Regions from separate parts of the Homo sapiens genome. Here region 2 is linked to region 1. Evidence: chromatin loops called from intact Hi-C (ENCODE). Cell type or tissue: PC-9. All regions are shown on one strand. Each heading gives the region's core, and the rest is flanking DNA. Links, peaks and the distances in the headings are about the cores only.

The links. Hi-C counts contacts between places; a loop is a spot of excess contacts. Peaks named below come from ENCODE experiments on the same cell type or tissue, not always from the same donor. Only the 100,000 strongest peaks of a DNase experiment are listed, where the experiment ranks them.
Region 2: a loop joins it to region 1, with 9 times the contacts of the local background. A loop is called at or near these places in 44 of 110 quality-filtered maps.

What each region holds. Positions count from the first base shown.
Region 1 is chr15:89,870,115-89,879,302 of GRCh38, forward strand. ARPIN-AP3S2 (ARPIN-AP3S2 readthrough) reads right to left here. Exons shown (of 10, transcript NM_001199058.2): 8 at 1,361-1,432. AP3S2 (adaptor related protein complex 3 subunit sigma 2) reads right to left here. Exons shown (of 6, transcript NM_005829.5): 4 at 1,361-1,432. It also overlaps the pseudogene LOC100631255. Among named protein-coding and RNA genes, the nearest start is that of MIR5009, 9.3 kb to the right of the region's middle. In PC-9, for the core only: CTCF peaks have their summits at 5,030 (motif pointing left) and 5,230; a DNase peak (open chromatin) is centred at 5,037; H3K27ac peaks cover 588 bases.
Region 2 is chr15:89,735,895-89,745,082 of GRCh38, forward strand. WDR93 (WD repeat domain 93) reads left to right here. Exons shown (of 17, transcript NM_020212.2): 15 at 1,679-1,835; 16 at 2,147-2,342; 17 at 7,398-7,744. The coding sequence ends at 7,497. It also overlaps a transcript of MESP1 not described here. Among named protein-coding and RNA genes, the nearest start is that of MESP1, 11 kb to the right of the region's middle. In PC-9, for the core only: CTCF peaks have their summits at 4,359 (motif pointing right) and 4,560; a DNase peak (open chromatin) is centred at 4,357.

The sequences.
Region 1 (9,188 bases), core at 527-8,526:
TCAAGTCTCTTTAATACTTGAAAGGGACTCTAGTTCCTCTAGTACAAAAGGGAACTAGATTTGAGCTATGGCTCTCCTTGACAGAAGTTGCAAAATAGCAAATCTTTAACATATGAAAAGTACAAAACAACTCTAAGTGCTTGCAAAGAAAGGGTGCTAAGAGATCGCTGAAGTTTCCAAAAAGTATACAACCCTTTCATATGAAAGGGAGGGTGACTCAAAAGCATCAGTAAATACTGGAAGCCCCGTGAGGTTGTCAGGGAGTCCAAAGTTAAGTATCTAAAGAAGGAAAAGGGTTCCATGATGTTCCTGCACTAGGATGCTGATAGAGTCACAGAGCCATGTCAGATGGTGAGAGACAAAACTTTACTCCATTCTAATGTCATCCAAACTCAAGAATGCATTCACTACATTAGCCTGGAAAGTGGGGATCTGCCAACCTCAACAGAGTCAACTAAGACTGAAGACCCTATTGAAAAACAACAAGAAAGTCCTTTAGACAGCAATGCTAGCAACGATGGATCTAAAAACTCCTACTTCATCATGATGAAAAGGTTAATAAAGGATCATGGCTTAGCAATGAGCAGCAGTCTCCTAAAAAATCATCTCTCTCCAAGGGCCAGGGATCATAATGACAACAATCAGTTGAAGAAAAACCAGGACCAAGCAAACCAAAGACGCACCAGTAAACTGCACAGGGGACAGCATGTGGTAAGTTGAATAAAATAAACATGGCAATTCCTATTCCCTTGCTGGCTATTGCCCAAGTTTAATTTGGCATATGAGGACATAGGCCATGTCACAGTTATCCTAGCAAAACAAATCTGAGAACACCTACTTGGGGCCATTTTAATTCTGCCTCTGATAGTCTACCTTCCTATAGAATATCACCTGACCTTGAATTACATTACAGATCTCTTAGTCACTATATTACTCTTTAGGAAAGATATAAATTTTACTATCTAAGTCAAAGCCCCTGCGTCATGATTATTCCAAAGTTTCATTGTCACTGGCCTATGACTAGGAAACTAATTTTATAATCAGCATAAAACTATTTATCTCACCTTTGGCCAAGTAGCCAGTGACATCATTCTCCTATATCAAGAAATCAGTCTGTGAACAGATGAACCACGATATAGGCCTAGTAATAATCTTATGCACGTTAAAACTGTTAGTAGATCTTAGCAAAAACAAAACAAAACCCAAACTATTAAATCTATTAAATAAAACATGTTCTAGGACTATCTTAAGAGTAAAAAAAAACAAGAAACAATATGAAGATGTAGAGGTGGCTACAGATGCCCAAGGCTCTTGGTTTTCTAGTAACCCTAGTTTGGAAGAGAACTGCAAGAGAATATACCTTATCCATATGGAAGATCAAATCCAATTCACACACATTTTCGAAACACTTATCCAGAGTTTCCACAAAAACCTAGAAAACAAGGAGAAATAGATAAAGAAGAGAAATAGGAACACATTCACAGCTTTATCAATGTCACATCTGAAAGTAAAAGGGGCTGTCACAATACTATTTACTTTATGATAAATCTCAAAAATTAAAACACCTACCTTTTGTCTCCAGCATTAGCTGATCACCCTACTTATCTCGATTTAGAGGGAATAATCTAGGACAGGAAAACCTTGTTTTCAGCATAGCAACACAACCAGCAGACACATGTGGCTCTTTCCCCCTTTATAAGATGCTAATTTATGGTAGGGCATGGTGGCTCATACTTACAATCTCAGCACTTTGAGAGCCCAAGGCAGGAGGATCACTTGAGGCCAAGAGCTCACGACCAGCCTTGCTAACAAGACGAAAACCCATCTCTACTAAAAATACAAAAATTATCTGGGTGTGGCGACACGAGCCTGTTATAGTCCCAGCTACTTGGGAGGCTGAGGCACGAGAATAGCTTGAATGAGAATCATTTGAGGTGGAGGTTGCCATAAGCAGAGATCGCACCACTGCACTCCAGCCTGAGTGACAGAGTGAGAGTCTCTCAAAAAAAAAAAAAGAAAAAAGAAAAAAAATTACATAAAAGAATAACAAATTAAAAAAACCAACTACTTACAATACTATGTCCTCAATGAATACATGTACAAAAAATTTTTCATTATTACAGGGTTAACATAGCTGTGTTTTAATTTCAGCCAAAATTAACTTCAAAACATCTTCCCTTTTTAATTTTTTTGGTCAGTTATTTAGCCTACAAAATACCTTCCTATGAATAAATTTAATTGACGTGTTTACAACTTAAAATTTTTTTTTAAAAGCCCTGAGCTTACTTCTCTATAGAACCTTTTAACTTTTAATAAAACATAACAGAAAAGTGTACAAATGACAAGGGCACAGTTTAATGAATTTTCAGAATGAACACACCATGTAACTACAACCTAGGTATCTATCTATAACTGTTTAATTTCTCTCAGACAATGACCTCATTTAAACAATCTCATTGTCAGCAGTGTCATGAATTGTTCGGCACTGCATGAAAATGGGTCTTACTTGAGGCCAGCAAGTGACAGAGACCAGGCACACCGTTCCACTGTAGCACAAGATGGGTGCTCATAGGCAAACCACCCTGCAGCGGCTGCTGGGGAGACAGACCCACTTGCCATGAGGAACCAACGCACACTATTGGAGCTGATCCTGCTCTGTCTCTTCTCTATGTAAGTAAAGCTTTATCCAGTGTTTGCACTTTTTCCTTGCCGACTCTGATACCAAGATGCAATGGGCAAGAGCATTTAGATTCCTTTCTTGAGACTGGTAACCAGTGCACTGTATTTTGCCAGATACCAACCATTTTGGAAAACTATGACATTATGTATGCATGCTCTATGATCTAGGAATTCTACTCCCAGATAACATATCTAACAGATATATACATGTATGCCAAAAACCACATACAATAATTTCATATTAGTGCCATTCATAAATCTTTACATTTTTAACAGTGCCAGAATATTTCACTATAAGGACACATAGTTAAATGGGTCTATTTCTCAATCACTATGCTGGGTACTTGGTAAGCCCTTATAATCCTGCAGTTCAAGTCCTTCAGTTCTGGGAAATTTTATCGAATTATTTTGTTGAGAATTCCCTCCTTTCCACATTCCTAATCAATCTTTTTGGAGCTGCTTATATTCAAGTATTGGACCTCTGTCTGTCTTCTTTTTTTTTTTTTTTTGAGACAGACTCTCGCTCTGTTGTCCACGCTGAAGTGCAGTGCCACGATCTTGGCTCACTGCAGCCTCTGCCTCCTGGGTTCAAGCAATTCTCCTGCCTCAGCCTCCTGAGTAGCTGGGATTACAGGCATGCACCACCACGCCTGGCTAATTTTTGTATTTTTAGTAGAGACGAGGTTTCACCATGTTGGCCAGGCTGATATCCAATTCCTGACCTTAAGTGATCCCCCTGTCTTGGCCTACCAAAGTGCTGGGGTTACAGACGTGAGCCACTGTGCCCGGCCTCTGTCTTATTTTCTCATCTTTTCTCTCCCATTTTCCATCTCTGCCCATTCTGAGACAATTGATTAACTTGATTTTCTAATACTTCAGTTGAAGTGGGTTTTTGTTTGTTTCCATTTCCTCTCATTTTTTATTTCTAAGAGACCATTTTGTTCATTTTGTGTGAGCAACAAGGCTGTGAGTGTTTTTGTTTAGCACCCATTTAGCAATAAGACATAAATGGGTCTTATTTTATTTCTAATTAATAAATGGGTCTTATTATTATTTAAAATAAATGTCTTATTTCTCTGTGGCTTTTTTTTTTTTTTTTTTTTTTGAGACAAGGTCTCACTCTGTCACCCAGGCTGGAGTGCTGTGGTGTGATCTCAGAACACTGCAGCCTCAGCCTCCCGGGTGCAGGTGATTCTCCTGCCTCAGCCTCCTGAGCAGCTGGGACTACAGGTATGTGCCACCATGCCTGGCTAAAATACTTCGTATTTTTAGTAGAGATAGGGTTTCACCATGTTGGCCAGGCTTTCTCTGTAGCTTAAGAATAGGGTTTTGGGTTTTTTTTTTTTTTAAACTGTTTTCCTTTCTTTATATGGTGTCCATTTTTAAGTTGCTTTTTATTGTTTGTTCATTTTATCTCCTTCTTCTATGTTAGAGGTTTTCCGCAGATGTCTGATAATCCTTTGTTTTTCATTTGTTACAAGAATAAAAGGCTGATTGAAAGCTCTACAATCATGGATATTTCTTGCCCACCTCCATGGTTATTTGCTTCCCTAGCGAAATCTGTCTCACGTGTCCATGTGAAGAGACCACCAAACAGGCTTTGTGTGAGAAACAAGGCTGTTTATTTCACCTGGGTGCAGTCTTTCTAGGTATCAAAATTCATTGTAAAGCTTTGTTAACTAAAATAGTATAATACTAAGGCTGGGTGAGGTGGCTCATGCCTATAATCCCAACACTTTGGGCAGCCAAGACAGGAAGATCCCTCGAGCCCAGGAGTTTGAGACCAGCCTGGGCAACATAGCAAAACATCGTCTCCACAAAAAAATAAAAATAAAAAAATTAGCCAGGCATAGTGGCACACACCTGTAGTCCCAGCTACTTGGAAGGCTGAGGTGGGAGGATTGCTTGAGCCCAGGAATTCAAGGTTGCAGTGAATTATCATTGCACCACTGCATTCCAGCCTGAGTGACATACCAAGACCTTGTCTCTAAATAAATTTTAAAAATAAAATAAAAGTATAATTCTAAGATGGGAATATAGATCAGTGGGGCAGAATATAAATTACTGAAACATACATGTTTATAAAATGCAATTTTAAAAATAAGAGTCGTATTTTAAGTTGGTGGGGAAAAGACAAGCTAACTGATAATGTTGGAACAGTTATCCTTTGGGGGAAAAATAAAGTTACATATTTCAATGCAGACATAAAAATATCTAACAGATATTAATGAGCTAAATGTAAAAAAATAAATTAAAAAAGCAACGGCAGATCCCCTGGGTGCCATCCAGGCCCCCGGAAGGAGCTATTCAGTCTGTGGCAAAGCTTTGAGGTGGCTGGTACTGCTAAAAGCGGCACGTGGAGGTGCCCCCTAGCGGCCTGAGCTCTGTTCTGCGGCAGCCAGAGCACATGCGAGGAGAGCCAGACCACAGTTTGCAGCAGCACCATCCCAAAAGGCTGTTTTCATTAAAGATGTTTCATGAAACTAAGACTGGGTTCTCAAGATAGGGTAGTTATCCAGGACAAGATGGACTAGCCCCAGAAAAAGACATCCCCAGATAGTGGGTGGAAAAAGAACTGTCAGATGCATCTGTTTTTCTTACTCAAAATATTATTCAAGATCACAATCAAGGTCAAGAGAAAGAAAACAAGAAAGAAAACGAAGGACGAAAACACAAAGCGCATGCTGATGGGCAAAGAGGCTGAACTGAAGACATTGCAGACTCAGGTAGGAAAATAATAAGCCTATTTCATGATGAGGCAAGAAGACAGGAATCCTACAACAAATCCTCTAAGAAATACACTTCTGAGGAGCATAATGACAAAGAACATTATTCTGATAAAGGAAGAGAGGGACTAAATTCATCTGAAAATGGGCTGGGCGCAGTGACTCACGTCTGTAGTCTCAGTACTTCGGAAGGCCAAGGTGGGCAAATTGCTTGGGCTCACAAGTTTGAGACCAGCTTGAGCAACATGGCAAAGCCCTGTCTCTATAAAAAACACAAAAGTTAGCCAGGCGTGGTGGTGTGTGCCTGTGATTCCAGCTACTCGGGAGGCTGTGGTGAGAAGCTTGAGCCGGGGAGACAGAGGTTACAGTGAGCTGTGATTGTGCCACTGCACTCCAGCCTGGGCAACAGAGTGACATGCTGTCTCAATAAATAAATACATTCATCTGAAAATGATGAGGACAGACACAAACACAAAGAAAGCCATCAAGAAGCAGAAGTCACTCAAGATACAGGTCTCGTGAAAGGCATCATCGTAGTAGAGGGAAAAGAAGTAGTCTCAATCCAGAAGCAGAGAGAAGAACGATCATGATCTAGAAGCAGGAAAAGAAAACCATGGGCTGGACATGGTGCTTCACACCTGTAATCCCAGCACTTTGGGAGGCCAAGTCAGGCAGATCACCTGAGATTCAGGAGTTTGAGACCAACCTGGCCAACATGGCAAAACCCTGTCTCTACTAAAAATGCAAAAATTAGCCAGGCGTGGTGATGCATGTCTGAGGTCCCAGCTACTTGGGAGGCTGAGGCAGGAGAATCACTTGAACCCAGGAGGTGGAGGTTTCAGTGAGCTGAGGTCACACCACTGCACTCCAGCCTGGCCAACAGAGTGAGACGCCGTCTCCAAAAAGGAAAGAAAAAAAAAAGAAAGAAAGAAAACCATGGATCAGATCTTGCTCCTGTTCAAGATAAAAACTACATCTGTGTTGCGTGTGAAAAATAAGTAAATAAATAAATATGACATGCATAGGAAAGAAGCAGAAGTAGTACAGGAAGCAGAAGACAAGAGAGAAAGAAGAGCATTGAGAAACTAAGATTTAGCAGAAGTTTAAGCCAGATTTCCAGTTCATCTCTCTTCAGAGGCAGAGGCACAGCAAAGGATGCATAAGAAGCTTTAGCTGGGAGGATGGACTAGGCAAAGAAATTACAAGAACAGCAAGAAAAAGAAATAGTTGGGATGGGTGTTGGGAAAAAATTTTTTAAAAGAAAAAGAAATCATTGAAAAACAAAAACAAGAAATAGCTCCAGTTACTAGAGATTTTGTTCTCAATGTTGCTGCCCTGTTGGCATCAGGAATGCCAGTAACTCAGATAGCTATGGCAGCTCAAATGGGAGCCCTGCAAGCAACAGCTTTGGCAGAGACAGAACAGCTGTACCTAGGGATTATGACACAGCAGCTGGAAATCCAGTGAAATTTGCTGAACAAGAGGAAAAAAGTCAAGGCAAGAAAAACTGGGCAAACTCCCCGTCTGCTGAACTATGACTTTGGGAAACAAGGACCAAAATGTCATATATATGGAAATTAGTGGGTATTAAGAGTGAAGATGAAGCTAGATGTAGCTCACTTGATGAAGAAAGTTAGAAGACTTTGAAGCAATAGGAAGTACTGTATTTAGAAATTTAGATGCTCAGTATGAAAAGGCAAGATCACAGACCCACACATAAAGAGGAACGGGATTGGGTTTCACATCTTCAACGTGAGAAATGGATGCAGTTTGAAAAAGATCATACTTTTAAGGTTTGGGAACTTATAGCCTTCTTGTTCTGATGTCAGGTCCTTGTTCCCAAAGAGCTAGTGTTCCAGTTTGTAGGGTGTTGCACTGGCTTTTCTTCCTCTCTCTTTTTTTAAGCTGTGGTAAAATACACGTAACATAAAATTTACCATCATAGCCATTTTTTAAGTGTACAATTCAGTAGCATTCGATAACGTTCATAATGTGCAACCATCACCACCATCCATGTTCATATCTCTATTTTATAAACCTGAAACATGGCCGGGCGCGGTGGCTCATGCCTGTAATCCCAGCACTTTGGGAGGGCGAGGCAGGTGGATCACTTGAGGCCAGGAGTTTAAGACCAGCCTGAGCAACATGGTGAAAACCCCCAGCTACTCAGGTGGCTGAGGCACAAGAATTGCTTGAACCTGAGAGGTGGAGGTCACGGTGAACCAAGATCATGCCACTGTACTCCAGTCTGGGCAACAGAGTGAGACTCTGTCTCAAAATAAAAAAAATTAAAAAAAAGAAAAACACCAAAAAACTGAAATGCTATTCCCATTTGCATTGGCTTTAATTTATTGAAAAATAAGATTTTTTTCATAAATATCAGATCAGTGATATAGGTGTTGTAATCATGTTAGACTCGCTTTCACTAAACCTGACAGGACTATAGAAGGACAATATTTTTTGGTTCGTGAATTCTACTTTTTGAACATAAAGTGCTGTAGGTAGAATGAAATCTCATACATGCATTTTTTTGTGTCTGTTATCTTGTGTACTTTTGTACTTAACCTTGTACAGTTATTTTCATCTTTTAAAACATAAAATAAATGTTATGCAGATGTTCGTTAGAAGATCTTGCCACTGGTACATAATCCAGCACAAATAAGCTGGGTGGTGATGATAATAAAAATGGTTTTCTCCAAAGGAAAAAAAAAACAACAGCAAAACTGTAGGAGAATATTTTCATACCTTGGGAGCTATGAAGAAAACAACTTCCAGATGTACCTACATAAAGCAAAAAGACCAATGGAGTAGGAGAAAATATTTGCAATAAATATAACAAAAAAAGAATATGCATACAATTAGGAAAAAATCTAACTTACAAACAAACAAAACAAATGAGCCTTTTGAAAAGTGGACAAATATCGTAGACATTTCCAAATACCAAAGATACGCAGCCTCACCACTATTCAGGGAAACTCTAGTGAAAACAATGAATTTGCATTTTTTCACCCATCAGATTGGCAAACATTTGAAAATATTCTTATTTTTATCTTATTTTTGAGACAAGGTCTTGGTCTGTCATGCAGGCTGGAGTGCAGTGGTATAATCATAGCTCACTGCAGCCCTGATCTCCTGGGCTCAAGCAATCCTTCAACCTCAGCCTCCCAAGTAGCTGAGAATCACAGATGCATGCTACCACCCGAGGCTAATTTTTGTTGTTGTTGCTGTTTCTTTGTTTGTTTTGATACAGGGTCTCTCGCTCTGTCACCCAGGCTGGAGTGCAGTGGCATGATCTCGGCTCGCTGCAACCTCCGCCTCCCAGGTTCAAGTGATTCTCCCGCCTCAGCCTCCTGAGCAGCTGGGATTACAGACGTCCCGCACAATGGCCCAGCTAATTTTTGTACTTTTAGTAGAGACGAGGTTTCACCATGTTAGCCAGGCTGCTCCAACTCCTGACCTCAAGTGATCTGCCTGCCTCAGCCTCCCAAAGCGTTGGGATTACGGGCGTGGGCCGCCGCACCCAGCCAGGCTAATTTTTTCGTAGAGACAAAGTCTCACTATGCTGCCCAGGAAGGTCTCAAACTCCAGGGCTTAAGCGATCCTCCTGCTTTGGCCTCCCAAAGTATTGGTATTACAGGCGTGAGCCATTGCACCCAGTGTGAAAATATTCTTAATATTCAAAAGTCAGTGAGGTTATGGGTAAACAGATACATTCTTATTACATTCCATTAGTACAAGTATCAAAGGCAAAGCCTTTGTTTGGAGGCAATTCAGCAGTATCTA
Region 2 (9,188 bases), core at 676-8,675, 130 kb before region 1:
AGCTGAGCCAGAGGAGTTGAGAAGGCAACACCATGGAGGCAAGAGAGCACCACGTGTCCCGGGCACTGCAGGAAGTCCCAGTATCTGCCACATGAGATTGCTGTGGAATGTGGAGAGGGAGGAGGCTGGGGCGGGAAGACAGGTGGGCCAGACCATGGAAGGTCCTGTACACTGCGCAGAAGGATACAGATGTGTCCCTGTGTGGGATGGGGCTCAAACAGAGAGGTCAGAGAATGGGAACAGCATATTTAGAGCAGGGATGGAGAGTTGAGAGATCTCAGTTCGGCGATGGACTCCACATTCTTCACTACCTGTGGCTGTTGCCAAAGGAGAGGGAAGCGTGCGCGGTTGATCCTCGCTTGCAGAGGTGATTCCCCAGTCCTTACAGGGCCCACTTCAGGCCTGGAGAGAAAGTCTGTGATTCCTGGTGTGGCCCTACGGAGGGTGAGGGGCCTACAGGACCCCCAGGGGAGGCTCCAAGAGAGCCAAGGGCTGAAAATGTAGATTCCATGCTCACCAGCCAGGTACAGTTAGTGAGAGGTGGTTGAAGTGGGGCGTACAGCAGGTTCCCCTTGTTAAAGAGAGGGAGTGAATAGAGAAGAGGTTCCCATGGGCACTACCATCACTTACAGGACCTGGAAAATCAGTTCACAAAGTGACCGTGAGGGGCCCCAGGGAAAACTGCATGGGGACAGTCCTGCAAGCAGAGAGGAGAGTCTAAAGAAAGTGAGAGCAGTGTCCTGTGCTGCAGAAAAACCAAGAACATGGTGGAGACGAGTGGCTGAAGCTGGGAGACAGACGCAGGAGGTGGGGGAGTGGACAGGGTGTGGAGAGACCCTCTTGTGTGGGGAGGGGAAAGTGGTGTGGCAGCTGGAGGAGGCTGTTGGGTCAAAGGGGGCTTTTTTTTTTTTTTTTGAAACGGAGTCTCGCTCTGCCGCCCAGGCTGGAGTGCAGTGGTGCAATCTTGGCTCACTGCAAGCTCTGCCTCCCGGGTTCACACCATTCTCCTGCCTCAGCCTCCCGAGTAGCTGGGACTACAGGTGCCCGCTAGCACGCCAGGCTAATTTTTTGTATTTTTAGTAGAGACGAGGTTTCACCGTGTTAGCCAGGATGGTCTCGATCTCCTGACCTCGTGATCCGCCCACCTTGGCCTCCCAAAGTGCTGGGATTACAGGCATGAGCCATCGCGCCCGGCCAAAGGGGACTTTCTAAGGATGGGGAGAGTTTAGTATGTTCACTGCAGAGGAAAGAGCCCAGGCAAGAGAGCATCCCCAGCTCAGATCTCAGGCCAGGAGGGGCTGTTAGATTGAGCAAGGTCCCTGAGGCAGTGGGAAGGAAAGGCATTGGGAGCACAGGTGAGAAATGGAATCTTGGCTACATGGAGGGTGAGCTCTTCAGCAGAGAAGCAGAGAACTTGGAAGAGAGGCTGGGAAAAAGGGGAGGAATGCATAGCCCTGGAGCAGACAGCATGTGGAGGAGGGTCTGTTGGCTGAGGGGGACCCCAAGCACACATGTGTGTGCAGGTCTCCAGCAGCCCTGGATGGATCCAGAGGCTGGGGCCCAAGAGGTTTTATGTCCAGCTGCTTCTCTCATTCCTTACTGGGGTGACCTCTACACGACCTTCCTGTGAGGGACAGAGTCCAGTAGAAGCCCCCCTCACCATCTCTTTGCTTCCCAGGTGCTCATCTTTTCCAAGAATGGCTCTGTGTGCCTTATGGATGTGGCCAAGCGTGAAATCATCTGTGCCTTTGCCCCTCCGGGAGCCTTTCCTCTGGAGGTCCCCTGGAAGCCAGTGTTTGCTGTGTCTCCAGACCATCCATGTTTCCTGCTCCGAGGTACAGAAAGGGACCAGGGCTGATGCCCACTGACCATTTCCCTGACTTAGTTCTCTCACAAACAGAGAGAGCCCCTCCGATCTCCTCCCCACTCTGTGTCCCCCTCTACCATAGGCCAAAGGGTACCGCAGCTCAGTCCTCACAGGGCACTTAGATAAAATGCCAGCAGGGTCTTCTCTCTGAAGTCACAGCTCAACCCAGATGACCCAGCCTTTATAAGCAGAGAGCAGCCCCCACCTGCTCACCTGGACCACAGAGCCCACTGAGAAAGCGATTGTTACACAGAACATGGTGTTCTTGTCTCGTCACAGGAGACTATTCACATGAAACTGCGTCCACCGACGATGCTGGAATCCAATATTCTGTTTTCTATTTTAATTTTGAGGCCTGCCCACTCCTGGAAAATATCTCAAAAAATTGTACCATTCCTCAAAGGGACTTGGATAACATGGCCTTCCCCCAAGCACTGCCACTGGAGAAGAGATGTGAGCGTTTCCTCCAGAAGAGGTAAAGAGCTCTGTGTCTTCACCCCCTCCCACATCTGAGGTTGTCTCTGGATTGAGGGATAGTGGAGTTTCTTTCATGGTAAATCCTTTCAGCATTGAAATTTCCCCTGGCTGGGCGTGGTGGCTCACGCCTGTAATCCCAGCACTTTGGGAGTCCGAGGCAGGCGGATCACCTGAGGTGAGGAGTTCAAGACCAGCCTGGTCAACATGGTGAAACCCCGTCTCTATTAAAAATACAGAAATTAGCTGGGTGTGGTGGTACATGCCTGTAATCCCAGCTACTCGGGAGGCTGAGGCAGGAGAATTGCTTAAACCTGGGAGGCAGAGGTTGCAGTGAGCCAAGATCGCACCACTGCACTCCAGCCTAGGTGACAGAGCAAGACTCTGTCCCAAAAAAAAAAAAAAAAAAAGAAATTTCCCCTAAGTGAAGGGTTCTACCCCATGATAGCCCATGAGCTGCACTCCACCTCACATGTGGATTGGTAGAAAAAGAGTCATTAATTCAGGCTGGGAGAAAAGAAGGGCTTCCAGTTGGTGTTTTCTTCCTGTCAAGATCATCTTTTTAACTTTCTCAATTCCCTCTTAAAAGTATGTTTAGGCCAGGCCCGGTGGCTCATGCCTGTAATCCCAGCACTTTGGGAGGCCGAGGTGGGCAGATTGCTTGAGCTCAGGAGTTTGAGACCAGCCTGGCCAACATGGCGAAACCCCATCTCTACAAAAAACACAAAATTAGCTGGGTGTGGTAGCACATGCCTTTTGTCCCAGCTACTCTGGAGGCTGAGGTGGGGGAGAATTGCTTGAACCTGGGAGGCAGAGGATGCAGTGAGCCAAGATCGTGCCATTGCACTCCAGCCTGGGTGACAGAGTCAGACCCTGCCTCAAAAAAAAAAAAAAAAAGTATGTTTGGATTATTAGACACAATCCTTAAGATGGGGTTGGCAAACTATGACCTGTGGGCCATATCCAGTCCACTGCCTGGTTTTGTAAATAAGGTTTTATTTGAACACAGCCGTGCCCATTTGTTTATGTATTATCTATGGCTACTGTATGCTATGGCAGGATTGAAGGCTGCGAAGGAGACAGCATGACCTATAAAGTCTAAATTATTTACATTCTGGGCCTTTACAGAAAATGTTTGCCAACCCATGATCTAAGACCCCTTTCTTTTACCCATCATTCAGATAAACCGTTATGTGTGTGTTTCTCCTCTTCCCCTTCCTCTTTCCACTCTCCCTAATCCTGCAAGCACTGTTTTCTTGCCCTCCTTTCTGCTATCAAAGCATAAGGAACAGTACTCAGGCCATTCTGGAGAAATAGGTGTCTCTTCTAATCCATCTCACAATAAATTTCTGGGGATTTGCAAATCCTTGTTGATGATTCCTTTTGGGATCTGACCACACATTTCGGGTGGACTGGGGTCATCAGTGGAGTCCTGGATCCTCGTCCCGGGCCTGCCACTACAGAACTAGGTGGCTCTGGCAGGTTCCTTTCCTTCCAGTGCCTAGATGTTCCTATGTATGTAACGTGACCTCTGAGATTCTGTGATCTCTCCAATCACCATAATGTCTCTTCACGACTGTCTCCCCCTTTCTCTGTGTAGACTCTTTACTCAGGGAAGAGTCACTTCACGACTATTTCCCCCTTTCTCTGTGTAGACTGTTTACTCAGGGAAGATTGAAGTAGACTGGTTAAGATATGCAGGTCTGGAGCCAAACAGACCTGAGTTTGATTCTGACACTACCACTTACAATGAGACCTTGGGCGAGTTACTCAGCCTCCTCATTCAGTCAAAAAACACATATTGTGCACCTGTGAGATGCCAGGCTGTGTTCTGACCATTTTAATGATGCCTGATTTTTTTTGGCTTAAGGTATTAAGTGGGATGATACATGGAAAGTACCAGGCACAGAGTGGTTGCTCAGTAAATGGTAGTTATGACCATGATGATGGCTCCCTGCTAATCCAAGTTCATGCCTGGGAAAATTCTAAACATTACCACTAGGTGGCACCATAGCTCCTCTCCGCTTCCTAGCTCATACCTGCACTTAACAGGGGCGTTCAAGTCCTTCCTGCATTGTAGTGGGTCGCTGGGAGGCTCTCGGTACCTCCCGGAGGGAAATGTGCCTATTCGTCAGGAGACGAATATGGTCTCATGAGTCTCTGGGGAGAGAGAGGCAATGAAGAAGGCGATGGTTGACATTGGCCCTCTCTAAAGGTCTACCAAGAATGTTCAACTATTCTTCACAGGGAGGGTTTTTGTTTTTTGTTTTTGTTTTTGTTTTTGAAACAGAGTTTCACTCTTATCACCCAGGCTGAAGTGCACTGGCGCGATCTCGGCTCACTGCAACCTCTGCCTCCCGGGTTCAAGCGATTCTCCTGCCTCAGCCTCCCCAGTAGCTGGGATTACAGGCATGCGCCACCACGCCCGGCTAATTTTTGTATTTTTAGTAGAGATGGGGTTTCTCCATGTTGGCCAGGCTGGTCTCGAACTACTGACCTCAGATTATCTGCCTGCCTCGGCCTGCCAAAGTGGTGGGATTACAGACATGAGCCACCACGCCTGGCCTGATTTTATTTAAAAGCTGCAAATGTATAGATTACTTTTTTAAAAAGTGTTAAATTGGCCGGGCGCGGTGGCTCACACCTGTAATCCCAGCACTTTGGGAGGCCAAGGCGGGTGGATCACCTAAGGCCAGGCGTTCGAGACCAGGCTGGCCAAAATGGTGAAACCCCGTCTCTACTAAAAGTACAAAAATTAACCGGGCACGGTGGCAGGTGCCTATAATCCCAGCTACTCAGGAGGCTGAGGTAGGAGAATTGCTTGAACTCAGGAGGTGGAGGTTACAGTAAGCTGAGATCATGCCATTGCACTCCAGCCTGGGCGACAGAGCAAGAATCTGTCTCAAAAAAAATAAATAAATAAGTGTTAAATATTCTTTATTTGCTATTACACATAAATCACACCAGAATCTCTTTCAATAAGTAAAAGGGATTTTATTTTATTTTTATTTTGTCTATTTTTTGAGACAGGGTCATCCAGGCTGGAGTGCAGTGGTGCAATCACAGCTCACTGCAGCCTTGACTTCCCGGGCTCAGGCAATCCTGCCTCAGCCTTCCGAGCAACTGGGGCCACAGGCATGCGCCACCACACCCAGCTAATTTTTTTATTATCTGTGGAAGCAGGGTCTCCCTATGTTGCCCAGGCTGGTCTTGAACTCTTAGGCTCAAGTGACCCTCCCACCTGGGCCTTACAAATTTCTGGGACTATCAGTGTGAGCCACCATTCTCAGCCTAAAAGAAACCATTACAGATACAGGGAATTCTACTTAGATTGGCAGAGTTAAGGTCAAAAATATAAAGTACACATTGCTACTTTACCTTCAGCCCTTTCCTTTAAGAGGCAAATCAACACAAAATATGGTGCATCTTGCTTGGTTCTGAGACAGTGAAGGAATTTCTCCAGTGTTTAAATATATTCATATAACCGGTTATATAAATCTAAATATAAAACCTATCTCCAATACTTTTTTTTTTTGAGATGGAGTCTCGCTCTGTCGCCAGGCTGGAGTGCAGTGGCACAATCTCAGCTCACTGCAACCTCTGCCTCCCAGGTTCAAGTGATTCTCCTGCCTCAGCCTCCCAAGTAGCTGGGACTACAGGCACATGCCACCATGCCCAGCTAATTTTTGTATTTTTTAGTAGAGACGGGGTTTCACCATGTTGGCCAGGATGGTATCGATCTCTTGACCTTGTGATCCACCCGCCTTGGCCTCCCAAAGTGCTGGGATTACAGGCATGAGCCATCACACCCGGCCTCCAATACATTTTTAAGATAGCATTCACCATTTTTGTGAAAAGTTGGACATTACCAGCCAGGTGCTGTGGCTCACGCCTGTAATCCCAGCAGTTTGGGAGACAGAGATGGAGGATCACTTGACGCCAGGAGTTCAAGATTAGCCTGAGCAACATAGTGAGACCCCATCTCTACATCTACATCTATAAATAAAAAATTAATTAATTAAATTAATTAAAATCTTATCTCCACATAGATGGAGAGCCTCAAAACAAATCAAAGCTATGGTCATTGTCTTTCTCCCCCAGAGTACTCCTCTTCCTGTTTGCCTAAGCATTTTAACATCATTCACTTGCACCTCCTTCCCTACCACAACCCCACTGACAGCCCCCCCTCCACCCTGCTAAGCGTGCCCGTCTCTGTGTGCACTCTGAGGGGTGAATCTTGGGCTTCTCTGATTTTTCTGTAGTGAACATGCACTTATTATTTTTTTTTAAACAACTCTTACTTTTTTTTTCTTTTGAGATGGAATTTTGCTCTTGTTGCCCAGGCTGGAGTGCAATGGTGCTATCTTGGCTCACTGCAACCTCCATCTCCCAGATTCAAGCGATTCTCCTGCCTCAGCCTCCTGAGTAGCTGGCATTACAGGCACGTGCCACCACGCCTGGCAAGTTTTGTATTTTTAGTAGAGACGGGGTTTCTCCAGGTTGGCCAGGCTAGTCTCAAACTCCCAACCTCAGGTGATCCGCCTGCCTTGGCCTCCCAAAGTGCTGGGATTACAGGCGTGAGCCACCGCGCCTGGCCAACAACTCTTACTTTTTAAAAGACCCAACTCAAACTGTCTTTATAAAAGTTGGAATCATACAGTGTGTCTTTTTGTGACTGGCATATTTCAGTCAGCGTAATGTCCTCAATAGTCATCCATGGTGGAGCATGTGTCAGAACATCTTCCTTTTCAGTCTGAATGTTCCGTTGTGTGTAATACCACAGCTTGTTTGCAAATAGCCTTTTAGTTCCTCAGCTCGCCATCCTGTCTACCCACATGCACCTCACAGGTAAGAATGCTAGACCCATCATTCCTCCAGGAAAGGCCTTCTGAGCACCTGCTGTGTACCAGGCTGAGCCCTGAGGACACAGAGGCGATGCAGGTGTGTCCTCTTAGAGTTTCTCATAGGAGCACAGGGTAGTCGAGGTCTGCCCTGGGGGCTCGGGAGCTGGGGAAGTGAGAGGAGATTCCTCTCATCACAGTTGTGTGGCCCTCAGCTATCGGAAGCTGGAGAAGAACCCAGAGAAGGAGGAGGAGCACTGGGCCCGGCTTCAGAGGTACTCCTTGTCGCTCCAGAGAGAGAACTTCAAGAAGTGAGGCTGCCACCGCCCTGGGATCTCTGAAAAGGAGGTTTCAGCCACGAGGCAGCTGCTCCCAGGACACTGAGGCCAAGAGAAATGTAACAGAGCCACAGCTCCACAGGCCTGCACTCGGAGTCTGGGGCCTCTGCAGAGCCAGCAAGGGGAAAAGTATAATCTGGGGGACCTTCAACCACTAAGCCTCTTGTCAGAGCCCTCAGGCAGGCAGATGTGTCACCCAAATAAACAGTGATATTGTCTCCAGACTCCCAAGTTGCTGTGGTATATAACTCATCGTTCCCACGCAGTCCAGACCCCAGCAGGGCCCAGATGATGGTTTCAACCAGAGTCCTCGGCCTGGTGAGGACCACTCACCTCCTAGGCCCTGGAGAGCCACTGTCCTCAGATGAGCAAGACACCCCGCCCACCTGTTTTCCCCACCCATTTCTCCCTCCCACGGCTGGCTCACACCTTTATAGAATAGCTTTGAGGAGGTGAGGCTCAGGATGGTGGCGTAAGGGCCTGAGGCCACACAGGTACGAGAGGCAGAGTGGGAGGGAGAGGTGGCAGGCAGGAGCTGGGCCACTGCTGCCCCTGGCCTGCTGGCTCAGGAACGCTAGAGGTGGCTGGGCAGAGAGATGCCTTGTTCTTCTCTAGAAACTGTCCTCCCCCAAAAAACAGACGGAGGGGTCCCCAGCAGCCCAAGGGATCCGTGAGGACCCTGTGTGGAACCTTGGAGGCTGAGGGGGCTCAAGTGTCCCAGCCTGGTCCTAGGCCTGCTCAGTCTCTTGGGTGAGAAACTACCTGGGAGGGTGACTGCACTCAGAGTTTGTGATGGCTGCTGTTTTGCAGCCCCATCCACCTCCTCCCTGGGTCACATACCACATTCCTTGTTGGCCAGACAACTTCCATGTGGCACTGATGCTGGCTAGCTGACTGTCCCCCGGGATGAAGGTATCCCCGCCTGAGACACTCTGGCCCTCTCCACACCCCACCATGGGAATGAAATATAGCCGCCAACATACCTGTTGGCAGTAATTCCCTCTACACAGCAGGTGCTCTGGCAGCTCTCTGGAGACGAGGAAGGAGAACTTAGGAAGATGGTCTTGGCTTACACACCACCTAAGGTGTTGGGGAACCAACATTTCTGTGGTTGGTGTATTTTACATTTAAGCTTTAAGCAACCTTGTGAAACATAGATGTTATTGTTATCCCCATTTTACAGAGCAGGGAACTGAGACTCAGGTGAGACAGCGTAGAACAGCCTGTGTCCAGTCCCCGTGGGCTTCTCCATAGCAAATGCTAGAAACCGAACACAAACTACCTTTAGCAAAAAGGGGGATGTGTTGGCTCAGATAACTTAGCCATCCAGGAGTCACACTCTTGGTGTGGCTGGATCCAACCCCAGGTGTTGAGATCACACCTGGAGTCTCCCTCCGCCTCTCAGTTCTAATTCCCCCTTCAGGCAGGCCTTCCACTTGGGTGACACCAGAAGCACCCGGTGGACCACCCCTTCCCAATAGTGCCGGCAAAGCCCTGAGCCTGCTCCTCACTGGCCTGCATGTAGTCTCTTTCCTGAACCACTCACTGTAATGATGGTCAGGGCTGCGGCAGGTGTCCATCCCTGGAGGGAGGGAGAGGTATTCCCACCCCCAAACCAAGGACTGACAAGGGGAAGAGCTCTCTGGGGAAAGGAAATGACAGGGCCAT